3 separate regions of the Homo sapiens genome follow, and regions 2 and 3 are each linked to region 1. The links are chromatin loops, found by intact Hi-C in ENCODE. Cell type or tissue: PC-3. All regions are shown on one strand.

Region 1 (2,500 bases):
TAGAGGACACATTTCAGGTCTCCAGTAGTCTGTAATTAATGAACATCTAGTAATAGTCCATAATTAGCCAAAATCTATAGAATTCAAAAACACATGCTGGACAAAAGCATAAAGAACCAGTCAATGACACAGATCAGAATAATTCAGGGGCCAAAATTATGAAAAATTCAAATGAAAATGTGTCTTTCAAGTTGGTGCCTGTTCCTTCCATTTAATGGATGAAGAAAATGAGACCCCAAGAAGACAGGTGACCTACCAAAGTCATAAGGAAAGTCAAAAGCAGAGTCAAAACTATTATGGTTATGATTCTGCTTTTGACTTTCATGTGAACTTGGTAAGTGTAAAATTGGTTATGTTGAACCAATTGCAGTTGCTGATATTCACTGTTTTAATGTACAAAAATTATTTTTAAAACAAAAAAAGAAAAAGGAAAGAGAAGAAAAAGAAAACTTCCTCACTGCTAGTCCAGGACCTTTTTTCACAGAATGCCAGACCTTCGGCGTCTGCAACCACATTGCACTTAAAAGAAAGGAGGGTGAGGGTGGGAGGGTGAAGAAAGATTTGGGGTTTTGAGTCTCAACTACCAAATAGAGATTTCACTTAAATATTTAAAATTGTTTCTAAGTGTTGGGAAACTGAAAGAAATAAAGTATAAAACTTTTCCACTTCAAAAATAATAAGGTAACCAGTAGAGCAAATAATTCACTGGAGAATGAATGTAATTAAATAATTGATGCGAATAATGCACCAGTTTGCAATCTTTAAAAAAAAAAAAAAAAAAAACAACTTCAAATTATTTTGAGTACGATCAGAGGGTTGGTAACAGTAGTTCCTGCTTCTTTGGAGTTTCCCTGCAAGGCTTCTTGGCTCCACCTAGTGTCAAACAATCAAAAAACACACCATTAAATGGCAGAAATCAGCATAATTGTACTGCTGGTTTCTTCTTTTCCTTAGAAAAGCAAGCTACCACCTGTAGAATTATTAGCCTCTTCTGCCTAACTAGAAGCTGTGAACGCATTTAAATTTATTGTAAACTTCAAAGTTTATGGCAACCTTCTATAGTTGGACCTGTCTATACAATCGTATTCTGAAAAAATGAATTCAAAAATGAATAAATTGTATATTCAACCCAATATATAATTTTTTTATTTCATTCCATAGACCTTACTGAGCACCTCCTTTGTACCAGGCAATGTACAATGGACTAAGGACAGGAAATAAAACATAACATTATTGTGGGGAAGAGAAATAAGGAATCAAATAAAATGGAATATATTAGGTGCTTATTGACTGAAATGATTTTTAGTAATAATAGGTGTCCAAGTGAAGATTAAAGAGAAAAAGCATAGCTTGCAGAATAAACAATCTTGTGATAGCTTTTAAGCACAGAATGAGAGCCTTCGAAGAGCTGAATACGGCAGGGGGCGCTGAGAGATGGCAATAGTTCAGAGGTACGTTCTGAAGTCAGATGGGCCTAGTCCTGACTCTGCTATTTCACTTCTCTGTGATTTGGTTTTCACATTTGTTAAACTGGGATAATAATAGTATCTCTCACATTTGGTAGTTGTAAGGATAAACGAAATTAATACACAGAATGCACTTAGAACAGTGCCTGGCACATTGTGAGCTCAACATCACCGGTTGCATCTATTTTCGCTGGAGTTTAAATGCTGTGGACTGAAATGGGAGGCAGTCACCAAAGATGCATAAATTCTCAATTTGTGGACAAATGGGAACTGACACCCTTCTCTCTCCATATACATGTTCTATAGTGGAGCAAGCTCACTAATGCTTACAACCAGAAGTTTATTTACGGTGGGGAAGTCTAGAGAACCAGCTGCCTCAGAGGTAATCACTTTCATCTTTCAGCCCTAGTATGAGAAAAATTTCTGCCAGAACTTCTCTGTATACCTTAAAGTGACCAAGGACTCAGTGGTTACTTGAGGCCAAGAGTCTCAGAGTGGAGAACTCTATGGTTCTCGCAGCCTCCTCTTTGCCAGGACAGAGGGTGATTGACAGGGCAGACACAGAAGTATGACAAAAGACCACAGTTCCAGAGGAATTATCTCTTGTATCTGCCAGAGTTTACTTTCTGATGTTTCTTGCATCTTCTGATACAGTCTTGTATTCCTTCTACCAGGAAACAAAGAAAGAACCAAAAGAAGGGGAGAAAAAGAAGAGAAAAAGGAAGAAGAGAAAGAAGAGGAGGACAGAAGCTAATATATATTGAGTGCTTATGTCCTAAGCATTTTATATGTATCAATCTCCTTTAATTAACACAACAACCCTATGAGAGAGGCCTATTATTATTTACATCTTACAAATGAGAAAACTGAAATTGAGGCCCAGGGAGATTAAACAACTTACCCAAAGTCACACAGCTGGTAAGTGCAGCAGTGTATTTCTAATACTTTTTAACTACTACACTTACTGTTTTTCATGAACCTTCCATCCTCAAAGGCCCTCAGAATGATGGACCACCCAGTCAGGCTTGCCTTCC
Region 2 (2,500 bases), 210 kb before region 1:
ACCCAGTGAAATTGTATGCAAAACTGTGTGTCTGTACGCCATTTTGTAGAGTTCTTCAGTTTTATCAGAGTCTCAAAGAGATCTATTATATATAAGAGTTTCTTACTCAGTATATATGAATTGAATTTCAACTACTTGCTAGACATTGTACTACGGTTTAGGCTTAGAATATAAAACTTTTTTATAATAAATGAATATTGAGTACATCGAAATTTTTCAAGATCTGCTTTCTTATATTCACACCATTAAAATTAATGCATAACCTAATAAACACATTTACATCCTAAATCAGCATCAGATACTCTGAAGTAATTTAATATCACATTTGCTGGCAAAATATTCCTTGGAAATACATTCTTACTGGCTTCATGAAAAACGCCTCCATGATAATATAACCTATAGGGGTTTAATGTATGTCTACATAGACTTATATATGTGCATATAGATGCATACACACATACGTATATACATATAATTTAAAAAATCTTTAGTGAGTCATGCTGCTTAAATAGTTTAAACAATCTCTAATTCATCAACTATCTTTTACCACCAGTGGGCTTCCATTTATTCCTAATAATAACAATGAAGCTACTGTCCTTCAAAAAAGAAAAATGATGACATACAAAGAAAATGTCCTAGAAACTGTTTTGTAAGCAGTTTCCTCAGGGACTTTCCACTGACTGAAATAAATAGTTTTCAAATGCGCCAGAGGGAGGACAAAAATTATTTTTAAAATTGCAAGAATACCTCTGAAACTTCATGGCAGTTTTTCCCCTTTGGAAATCTTATATCTCTCCTCAGTGCATTAAGCATCAACTATCTGCAGTTAATAAATATTTATTTGAGCAGCTATTTTAGTTTTCTGAATAAAATTATTCTTACCTTTGAGAATGGCTGCCATATATTCTTGTCCCAAACTTTTAAGGATATTTCCCCAGATACAGACATAAGCACACTTAAAGACTGCAACTCTCATCCACAGTAGATGTGCACTTTACAGTATGGAAATTTTAATGTAGTATAATCCAAAATGACTATTTGAAAAAAAAATGGTTATTCTCCGGAATCAATGTTTCTAATTCATATACTCTACAGAGCTCAGTTGCAATTGGCGATAGTGGCCAGGAGATGGCGCAGTCTTATTTCCTAAAATTTACTTCATAGACACAGTGTCAACTTTAAAGAGAAATGTTTTTTAATGGCACTTGTTTTCACTCATGGAAGCTAAGATTGAAAAATAAAATACTCAGGAAATATAAATTCAAAATGCTCAAATGTTTTATTTATTACGAATCACCCATCTGCAAATCAAATGCTTTAAAAATACTTTGAATAACTTTTTTCTTTCCTATGAACCAGGAATAGAAGAAACAGTTTTGAAATGGTAATTATTTAGAATTGCCTTAATTGTTCAGTTCTTCCTTTCGGTTTATATTCTATTCTATTATGCTGTATTGCTTTACACTTACAAATGTATTTTATCACTAAAAATTCCACTTTTCAATAAAATAAAAACTAGTTTTAAAATAAAAATGTTTACAAATGATAATTTAGGGAGAAAATTCATTAAATATTTCCTGAAATAGCTTTATTCAAGGCACATATAATGTTCAGATTTACTTCTTTCACTTGATAAATCCTAATGAAGAGTTTTCAGATCTAAGACCTATTATATTGCTTGAAAAAAAAAAAACCCAGCATTTTAAGACCTCATAATCCACTCACATACTTACTGAAGTATATTAATGGATGTGTGTGTATGTGTGTGCACGTGCATGTATTGTATGCTGGAAAAACTCCAGAAAGAGAGAATGGGCATATACATTACGGATTGTCCTGATTTGGTCTGAAGTACAGTCTGCCACAAGTTATTGAGTCTTTACTGGAAAGGTAGGAAGAATCTCTAATCATCCCTGAAAAGGCATAATCCAAAGCTGGCCGAAAAGGTAAGGTTGGTACTAACCCAGGTGTTAGGTAGGGTGACATAAAACCAGATAACCCTCTTCCTGCAGAAGAATATGCCAGCCTTAATGGACTGATACCTACTCTAGGATTTACGCCGTAGAGACTTGAATCACCTCCATAAGAAGCAGAAGTAGTTTGAAGAGGAGAGAAAGCTGATTTATTACCTAGAGTTCCAAAACCAATTCCAGCAAGACTAAAACTTGAAGCTCTCTGAAAGGCTGTGTTTTCCAGTTCTTCTGAGTTTGCTAGGTTCCTGTTGTCTGGCTTGTGTTCTTTGCCATTTAAAACCTGTTCAATGGCTTGGACCACATCCCCTTTGCAGAACCGTAGAATGCCTTCTAGCCGGCTGCGCCTGTAATTTGGGAAAATCTTAGTAAGGATATCAAGAGGATCTCTTGGTCTTGAGGACACTGTCGGAAGGCTTGCCTTGGTCGCAGTCAAGTCTTTGACCCATTCACTTTCATTTCCTGATTCCAGATCAGAGGATGATAAGGACCTGGGACTCTCTTCACCTCCTGATTGCTCTCCAGGATGA
Region 3 (2,500 bases), 63 kb before region 1:
GTTTTCATATTATGAAACAATTCACTGGTCATATTGATTTCAAAATTCAAGGTATATTTCTCATTGTGTTTAATTAATATATTGATTATTCCCTGAAAGATTAATTCATTTTGAAAGGGTTGATGAACCCAGGTTCTGATTTCACAGGCAATAGTGAATACTCCTTTGTGTAGACACTTTGGGAGGTAGCCAGTTGCCCTCTCCTGGTAACAAACTTGAACTCATTGCATTTCATTTAATTCAAACTTCAACCCTATGACTTGGCATTTTGTGGTTTGTTTCATTACTGATTTACTAATAGCAAAATATGTCCTTGTTAATGGTTGGTGAAAAACAACCATTATTTTCCTTTAACTATTTGTTTTTAAAAGATATATTGCCTTAGTAATTTCAATGTGAATTGAGCCAAAAATGTATACTTTGAAATGCATTTTCAATTTTATTATAAAATTTAATGAGAAAATTCTATTTTATATGATACCAACTCAATTTACAAAAAGCTTTTCTGGAAAATAAGCATTCCATGAAATAATTAATACTTACAATACATTGACTGGATTTATAATTGTACCTACTTTTCAATTGTAATATAATATTTATAATAAAATACTAGTAGCCAAAGTTTGTCTCTTCTATTGACTATGTTGCTTTACATGCAGATGGGTTTGTTCTTTTTAGACATCTCCTTTTGGATCATGTTTGTAGACCTTAGAAGTATGCCACGTCATAAAATGAATAACATCAAAACTGAGGACCTCTCCCTCTGCCATTGTTTCATGCTGCATTCTACCCATCCCAATTCTCCACCATACACACGTTCAGTCAGACACACACACACAAACACACACACACAACTGGTTTCTTCATCTCTGACAGTCCACAGAATTACATCAGATAATAAGCATGTTGTTAAATGTGTAAGCATATACCTCTACTCTACTCTTGCTCTCTGGATGATTAACTGAATTCAACTGTGATCACAAATGCCTAAACTGTGATATTCCTAGCTATCTCATAAAGCAGCCTGGGCTAAGTGGAGTTGGATGACATTAGTGGATAATCATCTCTCAATGCTCTTTTCTAAGAAGAGAATATTTGGAATGGGTGTTAAGCCAGAAAGATTAATCTGGAAATGATTGCAGCAGTTACTTTTCCTTTAAGGGAGCTGGTTAAAAGGGATTCTAGCCAGAATTTTCTCAGACACTTTCAACCACACTAAAGGAGTTAACTTTGTATTCCCCAATGATTTTTCTTGAAGGAATTTATTTCCCTTAATCCATTTTCTTCATCACACCTCACCTCCCAAACTACTGCCTGTTTTGAATAAGATATTAAAAAGCTAACCAGTAGTGCCTAAGAAGTGCATGAGCTCCCTCTCGTGGGTCTTGGAAGTTACTTCTGAAACTTGAAGCTCCCACAACTGAAAGTCCAGGTGGAAGAATTTGTAATTTAGTCTTTGTCTCCAAGAGAAGGTGTGATGTCTTGGCCCATCTTCGCCAACTAACAATTCATATTTCAAGCTATGCTTATTTTCACCAGCTACTTCTCTTGACTCTTCAAATTGATAGAAGCATTATTAGTATGAAAAATAAAAGTTGTATTGAAGATTTATTTATATAGCCTCAACATTAGTAATTCGGTTGCAACAATAAATGCCTGCCATTTGCTTTACTAAATTTACATTTTATACAGTATATTTTGTGTAACACTATTTCATTTAAATTACACAATAACTCTGAAAATGTGGTATTATCATTCTCAGTTTCAGGTTTGGATTAAGCAGGAAACAAAAATAAACCTGCATCTTCTGGTACCAAATCCAAAATTCTTTCCATCCAATCCTTTCCCTTCCACATTCTCAGTCTTGCAATTCCTCCTCACAGGGTGAGATTATTTCTCACGTTTTAAAGTCTAGGATCACTGTCCTAATGTCTCATTTTTCAAAACTTTTATGCCAGATATAAGAGAGTAAAACTTTTTTTAAAGCCTGGCTTAGAAGGCAGATGTTTCTAATTTTTAAAAGTAAAACAGTTAAAACTAGTATCCCTCTCTAAAGTGAAAATATTTTTAAACAACAATTTAAGACAGTTTTGGTAAGTACGGGACTATGTTTGGGAACGTGTTTGAAAACAGTCTCCCAAAAATTGGACACTTAAGATTTTCACTCCTATACTCCTTTTTGTTTGATTATGCAGAAGCAACTACCAGATTTTCAGGAAATTAGGTTGAAATCTCCTTTATGCAAACAAGGTCATTGACTGAATCTTGATCAAATGATAAATGATACCCGTTACACACCAGGAAATGCACTGCAAGGCTTATTACAGGGAGCTAAGTGACATTTTACTTATCCCCTGACTCCCCCAGTCCAATTTATATATTCCTACAACCAGAAGCCATTATTGAATCTGAAAACCAACTCTTTCAATTGCTGAATGTGTCCTTGCATAGGTTATTTGACCTCTCTGAGACTTTGTTTCCTTGTTTGTAAAATTAAGGT

What was found. Peaks named below come from ENCODE experiments on the same cell type or tissue, not always from the same donor. Only the 100,000 strongest peaks of a DNase experiment are listed, where the experiment ranks them.
Region 2: a loop joins it to region 1, with 8 times the contacts of the local background. A loop is called at or near these places in 54 of 110 quality-filtered maps.
Region 3: it touches region 1 in a loop (6-fold over the local background); 2 of 110 quality-filtered maps call a loop at or near these places.

What each region holds. Positions count from the first base shown.
Region 1 is chr9:22,243,236-22,245,735 of GRCh38, reverse strand. No RefSeq gene overlaps it. Among named protein-coding and RNA genes, the nearest start is that of DMRTA1, 200 kb to the left of the region's middle. In PC-3, CTCF peaks have their summits at 851 (motif pointing left), 1,210 and 1,409 (motif pointing right); no DNase peak of the experiment used is centred here; H3K27ac peaks cover 1,335 bases.
Region 2 is chr9:22,451,236-22,453,735 of GRCh38, reverse strand. It overlaps DMRTA1 (DMRT like family A1), which reads right to left. Exons shown (of 2, transcript NM_022160.3): 2 at 1-2,500. The coding sequence ends at 1,825. Among named protein-coding and RNA genes, the nearest start is that of DMRTA1, 5.7 kb to the right of the region's middle. In PC-3, CTCF peaks have their summits at 926 and 1,128 (motif pointing right); no DNase peak of the experiment used is centred here.
Region 3 is chr9:22,306,090-22,308,589 of GRCh38, reverse strand. No RefSeq gene overlaps it. Among named protein-coding and RNA genes, the nearest start is that of DMRTA1, 140 kb to the left of the region's middle. In PC-3, CTCF peaks have their summits at 196 (motif pointing left) and 1,362 (motif pointing left); a DNase peak (open chromatin) is centred at 1,379.